Linked DNA regions of Homo sapiens: region 2 is linked to region 1. A link is a contact called in ENCODE Hi-C or POLR2A ChIA-PET data. All regions are on one chromosome and are shown on one strand. The core of a region is the stretch at or near the end of the contact, and the rest is flanking DNA. Distances in the headings are between cores, read along the strand shown. Region 1 overlaps CASK (calcium/calmodulin dependent serine protein kinase). Region 2 overlaps CASK (calcium/calmodulin dependent serine protein kinase).

Region 1 (3,729 bases), core at 1,150-3,649:
TAGGTTTGAAAAGTATTTAATAATTTTTAGTACCTGTGTCAAGAGTTACTAACTGACCCAATCTGAAGAGAAACAAACCTAAGATTTCACATGTTACAATCACCTCAGAATCTTTCTATTATAGAATAAATATTATTACTAGTAAGGGTAAAAGAGATATACATCAGAGAAGAACTCTTTTTTTAAGACTATTTTAGCAGATTGATTAAAACAATAATCTCAAGCCTATAACAATATTACACTTCCAGCAAAGATCCTAGGAGCCACAGCCACTCTTCCTATATCCAGGCTCCTCTATCGCTTGCTTTCTCTCTACTATTCTATACACTCAAAATATTTTCCAGGCTCCATTCCCTTAGTGTCCAAATCAACTTTAACGATAAGAACAAGGAGAGGAAGGAAATAAGTACTTTTTAATTTTTGCTTCTGTAGAGTTCTTTTAAGCCTTAGAAATGTGCATGTCTTTTTAAAAGACATTTTTTTTCCCCAGATGACTTAAGAGCATTTCTAGAACCTGTCAGCCTTAAAGGTAATGAGATCCCTTAGAAGAGCATTCTCATATGTTAGTGAGCAAGACTGATCTCCAGGTGCCACCCGCAGAGACTCAAGTCAGTAGAGCCAGGGTGAGGGGCAGGGGTCTACTCTTTAACCAAGGACCTGGGGGATGCAGATGCAGGTGGCCAGAGAGCCTTCTTTTTTTTTTTTTGAAGTATTGCCCTAGCTGGGAAGAGTCCAACCACAAGCTTGAATTCTGCCAGGGAACAGGAGGGCCAAAAAGGCTGGAGGTGGAGCTAGGAGAGAAGTATCATTATTTTTTCTACTATTCAAAGGCAAAGAAGGTAAGAGGGGTTCTTCTTACTCAAGAACATAGAATTTACATCTATGATACTGGTTCCACCCCAAACTAGTTCGACCATTTAAAAAAAAAAAGAGAAACTTATGTTGTATTAATAACTAACAGTACCTTCTGGTTAGTTAGCCAAAAAGACAAAAGTCAATTGTATTTACTAAATTTCTTCAACAGATGAGAAATGATATAAGGACATCTGTAACTCTGGAATATTAAAATTATTTACATAGAATGTTAAGTGTGACATTCTTTGTTTCCCAGCAAAGTTTGTGTTCTAGGTAACAAATTTCAATACTCTGAATCCTGGAACAGAAGCAATTCTGCATTTTCTTTTGAAATATACTATTAATTGAAGTTCCATAAAAAGCCACCAAGAGGAGCTCAAGACCCGTTACAACGGACACCTCAATTGCCATGGCTCACCAAAAATATACTTGACAAAACTATACATTTTAATATGTATCTTCAATAGGCTTTTAAAAAATATGAAGCCTCTGATTTTTCTTATGAAATTTACACCATCACTAGAGACTAGAAGTATTACAATTCTCTCTCAGGTTCTCCTAAGTACAAATCCAATAAGTTACCTGTCAGTCTTAAAAATAAACTTTAGGAAGTGTGTACTTCATATTGATGCACATACTCTCGGAAGATGCACATGAAAGAACAAGCTTCAATAAATAACACTCGAGCTGAACGTGCAATGACCAAAGGATGATATCATTTATGCCCATTTATATTTCCAATACAAAAAGAATAGATTTTTGAATCTCATTTAACAACCAACACAAAACTGAATAATATAGGTTGGAAGAACTATAATTTCTACAGGATAAGCCTATTTTAAGAAAGAAACTTTGGGGCTGTATTACTCTAGAAAACTTACTTGTTTACAGATCACATACCATTCTAAATTTAAACAGTTTTACAAAAGGTTGCAAAAGCCTATTTCCCTCTAGTGAAGTCAATTATCAATTCATTGCAGACTTAACTTCCATCTAGAGACCTGTCACAATTGTATGAACAACTGTATCTCAACAGAAATAGATCACTTCTCAGATCCTTAGAAAGAAGAACTATCTATGTGATTTCTTAACAAGGGAAGTGAATGAACTTCCTGGAAATATTACTGCAATTATGGCCTTTAGTTTTTTTCCCTCAGACACTCCGTTTTTTCCTTATTAAGCCTTATGTCATCATTTGTAACTTCTCTACATTTTGCTCAGATTTCAGCCTGCAAAAAGTTCAAAGTGCTGAGGAGATCCACATGGAAGCAGGGCTGAGTAGGTGGATGGGACCTACTCTGTTCCGTTATCTTTGTTGTAAAATTGGTGTGCAGTGATCTAACAGCACAGGCAGAAACAATTTCCCAGAAAGCAAAAACATACAGCCATCAGCAGACAGTTAGTTAAGAACTCAGAGCAGATGGGGGTGGTTTGTTAGAGTCATTACCTCACAGGACGAAGACTGAGTGCGGTAACTTGGCACAATCTTGAAGGTAATACTCCCCCGCATTTCCCTCTGGAGGGGGGGTGGTGGGAAAGAAAGAAAAGTTTTCTTACAAACAATTGTTCACAAAACCATGTAAGAAGCCACTCAAAACACATGGGGGCAATTAGCACAAGCCATCTGAGAGCACATAGCCGGAAAATGAAATGTAGTCATGAAGCAGGGACTGCTCGAGTTAACAGTAGAGTAAGTTCCTGGGAAAAGCCCAGCAGCCAATTGCCTTTTGCTCATACAGCAATGGTCTCACAGATCTTCAATGGTCACCTTTTTATAGATGTGAATACAAAACTTTCTAAGTGACATGCCTTTCAAAAGTGAATATACATTGAATTAGACAATAGACTAGGTAATTACATAAAAATTACATTGAGTATGCCACATTATAATGGTGTACCCCATAGAATATGCTTTTTACTTTTAAAAATTTTTTATTTATTTATTTTTTTGAGACAGAGTCTCGCTCTGTCATCCAGGCTGCAGTGCAGTGGCACCATCTCGGCTCACTGCAAACTCTGCCTTCCAGGTTCCAGTGATTCTCCTGCCTCAGCCTCCCGGGTAGCTGGGATTATAGGCACGCGCCACCATGCCTTGCTAATGTTTGTATTTTTAGTAGAGACGGGGTTTCACCATGTTGGCCAGGCTGGTCTCAAACTCCCGACTTCAGGTGATTCACCCACCTTGGCCTCCCAAAGTGCTGGGATTACAGGCATGAGCCACCGCACCCAGCCACTTTTTGCTTATTAATTTTGGCTTTTTTTTAAAAAAAAATTTTGGGCTGGGAGTGGTGGCTCACACCTGTCATCCCGGTACTTTGGGAGGCCAAGGCTGGTGGATCACCTGAGGTCGGGAGTTCGAGACCAGCCTGGCCAACATGGAGAAACCCCGTCTCTACTAAAAATGCAAACATTAGCAGGGTGTGGTAGCGCATGCCTGTAATCCCAGCTACTTGGGAGGCTGAGGCAGGAGAATCCCTTGAACTCGGGGGGCAGAGGTTGCAGTGAGCTGAGATCACGCCATTGCACTCCAGCCTGGGCAACAAGAGCAAAACTCCGTCTCAAAAAAAAGAAAAAAAAATGTTTGGTGAGTCTGTGAAGCTTATTTCATACTTAATAGGTATTCATAACCTGGGTGCTACTACACTGCAGTGGGAAAAGGGATCAGAGGCCCCAAACACCTCTGTCTGCTTGCTATGACAATGAACATAGGCAAAGGCTGTCATTTTGCCTTTTTAAAAAATCCAAAGCCTAATTTGAATACAGATTTTGGATATGTATGGTCAAAAATGGCCTGGTCTACCGTGGCTTTCCTCCCTTCTATGCTGTAGAGAAATCCACGACAGCTGGCTATGACTCAGCTCAACAGGAAAGAGG
Region 2 (6,912 bases), core at 4,388-6,887, 150 kb after region 1:
AAACTTATCTGTGGAACTGAATACACATGTCTAAGCAGATCCTAGATGATATATGAGAAAAGTACAAAATACGTATATGACTTTTTTTTTTTTTTTTTTGAGACAGGGTCTCACTCTGTCACCCAGGCTGGAGTGCAGTGGTGCAATCTTGGCTCACTGCAACCTCTGCCTCCTGGGTTCAAGCAATTCTTCTGCCTCAGCCTTTGGAGTAGCTGGGATTACAGGTGCGTGCCACCATGCCTGGCTAATTTTTGTATTTTTAGTGGAGACAGGGTTTTGCCATGTTGGCCAGGCTGGTCTGGAACTCCTGACCTCAGGTGATCCGCCCGCCTTTGCCTTCCAAAGTGCTGGGATTACAGGCATTGAGCCACCATGCCCCACTGAGATTGCACCACTGCACTCCAACCTGGGCGACAGAGTGAGACTCCGTCTCAAAAAAAAAAAAAAAAAAAAAAAAGGTTCCTGTTAGTCAAGATGTGCTGGAATCTTGCAAAGGTGGGGTTAAGTGTGTTTTTGCAAAGCTCAGGTGACCCCCATACATTCTCCTCCCTCAGAGAAAATCACTGCATATATAGGAAACATCACAAAAAGCATCAGGAAGGAAGGGATGGATTAATAAATAATAGTGCTGTGCCTATTTAAAATAAAAGGCCAATTTACAGCCTTACCTTTTATCATACCCCAAAATTTATAAGGACACTCAAGAATTAAGTGTAAATAATGAGACCATAAAAGATTAAAAAATGACTAGTTCATCTGTAGATGGGAAAGAACTTTCAAACAAAATAATAGAAATAACTATAGGGAAAAATTCATAGATTTGACTTAAAAATTTAGATTCTTTGTCCCAAACCATAAAAACTGAAGCAAAAGTACAAAGCAGGAAAAATATTCACAACAGATATGACATTTACTGGAGAGCCTTTTATTTCAGCCACCAACAAACAAACTTCACTTGTAAAGAGGCTTGTAGGGGTATTTTTAATCGGAAGAAAAGATTTGAAACTCGGAATATAATCTGAATTATGTCAACTCAGACGAGAGATAAACTATGCGGCATTCCCATGTTGGATGATGTAGTGTCCTCTGTCATAGCTACATGGCCCAGCTGAGTGGCTGCCATAGTGCCTCAGTCAGTCCATGTTTTCAGATGAAGACTTGGAGAGCTGGTTGGGGATGGTAACAGTGAGCACAGAACTGGAAAGGAGGTAGTAAGTTTGTTCGAAACTTCTATTTTTCCTTTTATTTCCCCACTTCAAGTTCACATGCAAGGGAATGGGAAGCAAAGTAACATTTGTTTATTTATGTGCCCTTCACTGTTCTAGGTGCTTCCCATGCATTATCATCAGTTAATCTTCATGGCATTGTGATGTAAGCAGCAACTGTATTTTACATATGTAGGGATGCAAGTTGGTAGACTTCCATTCTACTGACATTGTCTCTGCTAATGCTTTTCACTTTTGTTTAGTTCTGTCCAAGCACAATGGTGATTGCTGAGATGTCTTTTATTTTAAAAAACATAAATTGCCATTAATATGTATTGGGGGTAAAAATTTCTGCTTACCACTCATCAAAATTGTATGATGTCAAAAAAAACAAAATCTTTGCCGGGCACGGTGGCTCACGCCTGTAATCCCAGCACTTTGGGAGGCCAAGGTGGGTGGATCACCTGAGGTCAGGAGTTCAAGACGAGCCTGACCAACATGGAGAAACCCCGTCTCTACTAAAAATACAAAATTAGCCAGGCGTGGTGGCGCATGCCTGTAATCCCAGCTACTCGGGAGGCTGAGGCAGGAGAATCGCTTGAACCCGGGAGGCGGAGGTTGTGGTGAGCTGAGATTGTGTCATTGTACTCCAGCCTGGGCAACAAGAGCAAAACTTCGTCTCAAAAACATAAATAAATAAATAAATTACAATAAAATAAAAAAACATAAATTGCCATTAATATGTATTGGGGGCAAAAATTTCTGCTTACCACTCATCATAATTGTGTGATGCCAAAGAAACAAAATCTTTGCCAGGCGTGGTGGCTCACGCCTGTAATTCCAGCACTTTGGGAGGCCAAGGCGGGCAGATCACGAGGTCAAGAGATCGACACCATCCTGGCCAACATGGTGAAACCCCGTCTCTACTAAAAATACAAAAATTAGCTGGGTGTGGTGGCACGCACCTGTAGTCCCAGCTACTCGGGAGGCTGAGGCAGGAGAATCGCTTGAACCTGGCAGGTGGAGGTTGCAGTGAGCTGAGATTGCACCACTGCACTCCAGCCTGATGAAAGAGTGAGACTCTGTCTCAAAACAAAAACAAAAACAAAAACAAAAAACAATCTTTAAAACTAGTCTTCTAACCATCACACATTTATATACTCTGGAAGCTCTCTCTGAAACATGTACGATAATCCAGAACAAACTCATACAGGTTGAATAGAAGAAAAAAAATGGAATCAAATTAGAGCATCCTACCCTTATTAGTTTTGCTTCTGGCCCATGAAATGCATAAAGAACCATCAGAAGATGGAAAGGCCTTCTAATTATGGTTTGGATACAGGTGTTGATGATACATGGAATCTCTTTTTGCTTTAATAAGTCATGCAAGTTTTTTGGGAGCAACAGTTAACTGTTACACTTATATTCTTTTTTGGTAATTTCACATATAAATAGTTTTTAGTTATAAAACGTTTCAAACATACAAAAATGGAAAAACACAACATAACAGGCAGCTAAGTACCCATCACCCCAATTGAAAAGATGTTAACATTTTCGTTTTACTTAAAAGTTTTTTCATACCCGTATACATCATCCAAAATGTTAGATATATTAAAGCTCACTTCACATCCTTCCCTGAGGAAACCTCTTTCCTGAAGTTGGTGTATATCACTCTGACGTATATTTTTGTGCTTTTACAACATACATATGCATAACAATATGCACTTTTTCTTTTAAAAATTTACACAAATGGTATCTTACTATTACATTCTTTGTAACTCTTTTCACTCAAATTTTGTTTATCTATGTAGACTCATGTAGGTCTTGTTCATTCATTTTCACTGATGTAGTGTTTTACTGCATGAATAAACAATGGTTCATTTCTCCATTTCCCCTAACAATGGGCAATTTGGTGGTTTCCACTTTTTCCACTAATTGAAACCATGCTCAAGTGAATTCTTTTGTATACCCAATGCCCATGTGTGAAGTTTATGGCTAACACCTAAAAGCAGAAATGCTTGGTTGTAAGGGTATGTACATTTTCAGCTTATCTCAGTTTTGACAAATTGCTTTCCAAAGTGATTTTACCAATTTATATGCCCATCTCACTACAAGGCAGAAATGAGTTCCTGTTTACCCACAACCTTACCAACACTTGGTTTTATCAGATTTACTAATTTTTGCCAATCTGGTAGGTATGAAATGGTATCTCATTGTGGTTTTAATTTGCACTTCCCTGATTACTAGTGAAATGAAGCATCATTTCATATACTTTTTGCTCATTCAGTTTTCTTCTTGGGTGAATGGCCTATTCATATCTATACCCCTCCCCCTCCCTTTTCCCCTAATGAGTTGCTTATCTTTTTTTTTCCTTTTTCTTTTTAAAAAATTGTTGAAGTAGTTCTTTATATATTCTGGGTTCTAAATCCTTTGTTATTTATATAGTTTGCAAATAACTTCTAACACTATGCACTTGTCTTTTACTTTGCTTATGGTTTCTTTTGTCAGACACTAGAAGCAAAGCTAAAAATTTTTCTAATCAATAAATTGAAATAAACACTGGCACTTATGCATTCCTCAAGGACCAAGCTAAAGAACTTGCAGATGAAATTATCTTATAATTAGATAGCTTGGTATTTCAGTTATAAATAGTATAGAGGAGTCGAAATCAGGTGTTCCTTGAGAACATGAAAATAGAAATGTTTTCTAAGAGTTCAACTACAAAATCCAAATACCTGAGTACAAATATGTAAAACAACTTCAGAGACAGAAAGTCTCTTAGACCAGGAGATGACCTGATTAAATGCATTAGCATATCTACAGAAAGAATTGGCTGTTCACTAGGAGATGAGGGAAAATTAGAAGAAAAAAAGTGCTAGAAAAATGTTGGTATTGCCCATCCAACACAGTCCAGGGGATTGATCTTGGCCAATGTATACGGATTATTATGGTCCCATCATTAAGGCCATGGCAAGAATTATGGTAAGGCTGAATCCAATAGGTTTTCTTATCCCAATAATATTAAGCATTATTAAATAACAAACTGAGAGGCAGCATAAAAGACTGGTTAAAAGGGTGAATGATGCAGTCAGACTGCCTGAGTTATTTCTGCTGCCATCACTTACAATGTAACATTGGGTAAGCTCTATTTCCTCTACTAAGAAAACAGGAATTATAGTAGTACCTAACTCATAGGGTTGTTAGGAGGACTCAATGAGTAAATAAATGTACCTGGCCAAGTAGAAACATGCAATATATGGTATCTAAATACCCAAATGCCAAGGGAAAGGCAGAGAAAATACATAAAATGGAATGGCTAGAAGCTGAGGGTAAACATCAGAACTAGGAAGATACATAGTGGAAGTTGATCTGGATCAAGGGAGGTGGGGGAAGTAACTCAGAAAGAGTTATTTTATTCAGCCTCAGCTTTCACTAATAATAGCAATGTCCAGGACAGGAGAGGTAACAGATCCATTGTATTTTATGCTAATCAGAACCATACTCTGAAACTTGAGCAAGTAAGGAGGAGAGTGTGAGGGCACCTGGCAGGATGCCATTAGAAGAAATGTTGGGCCAGGCACAGTGGCTCATGCCTGTAATCCCAGCATTCTGGGAGGCTGAGGTGGGAGGATTGCTTGAGCTCAGGAGTTCCAGACCAGCCTGGGCAACATAGCGAAGCAGTCTCTACAAAATATTAAAAAATTAACTGGGCATGGTGGCATGTGCCTGTAGTCCCAGCTACTCAGGAGACTGAGGTGGGAGGATCACTTGAGCCCAGGAGTTTGAGGCTACAGTGAACTACGATCATGTTACTGCACTCAAGCCTGGGTGACAGAGATCTTCTAAAAAAAAAAAATTAGAAGAGATGTTAATACATATCTGATTCTTGGTTTTTCTCCGTCTAATCAGAGACACCAAACAGGTCACCATATTGCATTCTGAAGTGAGGACAAGGCACCTTCATCTAAACCTGGCTCCATAGCATGAACTCAGGCAGGCCCAGTAATCACGTAAATGTGGTATATTTTGAAATTTTGTCCAACAGCAAATTTCTAAACCAAAAGTTCTTAATGCCTTCCATTAATACTGCTGGCATAGCTATTATAGGCCCTTTGCAGACAGTTCCTTCCTACATTTCCTGCCTTGTCCTGTGTGCCATTACTTATTGAGACTTTCTAGCACCCCGGCACCCCTCCCCGTGGTCTGCTTTTTTCCTTTCCTGTACTCAGCAGCACCTCTCTCTTCCCCAATTCAGTTTGTCTCTTTGTTTTCCTAGTTTCTCTTTTAATGGCCTTTCTCACAATTTGGTGCCCTCTTCTCTTGGGTCCTCTGAACTGTCAGAAGATGAAACACTTCATATTTGTGTGGAAATTCAGTTTGTTCTCAAAAGAAAAACACTGTTTCCTCTACATGAAAAATAACTTTCAGCTGGCTGCAAAGGGAACTGGTGAGGTTTGCATGCATGTTCATATTCAGTTCCCCTTTGTGGCTAGTGAAACTTGAAAAACACAGGAACACACAGGGTCAGCTCTTGTGGGGACTGATTACAGGGTTCCAAAAAGATGTGGCAAGTAGGGAGAGGATGCAGCTAAGTAAGTGAATGCAAGTCTCATGGCCCAGTAGTTTGACATTTATGATCCTGAAAATAATGAAACCTTGAATAATGGTAGGAGGGAATAAGCATGGTAGGAGGGAAAGCTACCCCACCATGCTAGACTAATCATCTTTCTACATCCTTTTAAGCTCTGGTATTGAAGATGTCAATGAACTTATCCAGCTCTCAGGATCAAACTAGCTATTGGGAAGCAAGAGCAACAGACTTTTCTTCTGGTTTTATTGAAAAGTTAGATTAATATTCTGGAAAGAGAAGGTAAAGGGAGAGGATTTATAGAAGATAAAAAGCACAAAGGAAACATCATGGATTCATGGCATATTATATATACATATACACATATACTTTTTTTTAGAGACACAGTCCCACTCTGTCACCTAGGCTGGAGTGCAGTGGCACGATCATAGTTCACTGTAGCCTCAAACTCCTGGGCTCAAGCGATTTTCCTGCCTCAGTCTCCCACGTAGTAGGGACCACAGGCAAGTGCCACTGTACCCAGCTGGATTCATGGCACACTGAATATACCTTTTAATACAAGAAACAACCAAAACAACATGACAGCTCCAAGACCAAAGTGGGACAGGGTGGGTATCTCTCACAAAGCAAAATTTCCTTTTCTTTTAGGAATATTACCCAGGAAACTACGAACTCTGAGATACACATACTATAGTAATCCCTAAAGAAAGAGCCAATTCACTGCATTTCAAGGAGAAAATATAACAAGTCTAGTTAGAACATTAAAGTTGAAAGCACATCCAAGGAAATGTGTTAGATTAAAAATTGCCCCCAATTCCTGGCCACTCTTCTCATCCAGAGGTGGAGTCTACTTTCCCAGTTGAATCTGGGCAGGTATTAAGACTTGCTTTGACCAATAAAATGTGGTAGACATTGTATGACATTTGAATAAGGCCTTAAGAGACCTTGCAGCTTCCAGTTTTGCCCTCTTGGAACCTGAGACCATCACATTGTAAAGAAGCCCAGGATGAAAGATCACATGGAGAGAGGGGCACAGCCTGCTCAACTCTTCCAGGTGATGCTCCAGACACGTGAGTGAGGCCATGTTGAACCAGCTAGCCTCAGCTGAGCTGACAGATG

What was found. A loop is a pair of places that touch in the nucleus more often than their neighbours do. ChIA-PET counts read pairs that join two places held with the same protein, here RNA polymerase II (POLR2A). Pooled maps may share reads with other maps.
Region 2: a map of aorta shows a loop between it and region 1 (5-fold over the local background). The contact joins two enhancer-like sites. A Hi-C loop is called at or near these places in 6 of 168 maps with a recorded cell type or tissue (aorta, ascending aorta, chondrocyte and 2 more), 5 of 37 single-sample maps with no recorded cell type and 13 of 50 pooled maps. POLR2A ChIA-PET finds 5 or more read pairs at or near these places in 1 of 52 experiments (T-cell).

What each region holds. Positions count from the first base shown.
Region 1 is chrX:41,557,477-41,561,205 of GRCh38, forward strand. It overlaps CASK (calcium/calmodulin dependent serine protein kinase), which reads right to left. Exons shown (of 27, transcript NM_001367721.1): 18 at 2,303-2,371. Among named protein-coding and RNA genes, the nearest start is that of CASK-AS1, 42 kb to the left of the region's middle. Within about 2 kb of position 2,400, at least 5 of the 41 ENCODE cell types and tissues checked have a DNase peak (open chromatin) inside an H3K27ac peak, as active enhancers do.
Region 2 is chrX:41,700,499-41,707,410 of GRCh38, forward strand. The region is part of intron 5 of CASK (calcium/calmodulin dependent serine protein kinase); the gene reads right to left. Among named protein-coding and RNA genes, the nearest start is that of GPR34, 15 kb to the left of the region's middle. RefSeq lists an enhancer at 6,817-6,866. Within about 2 kb of position 5,638, at least 3 of the 41 ENCODE cell types and tissues checked have a DNase peak (open chromatin) inside an H3K27ac peak, as active enhancers do.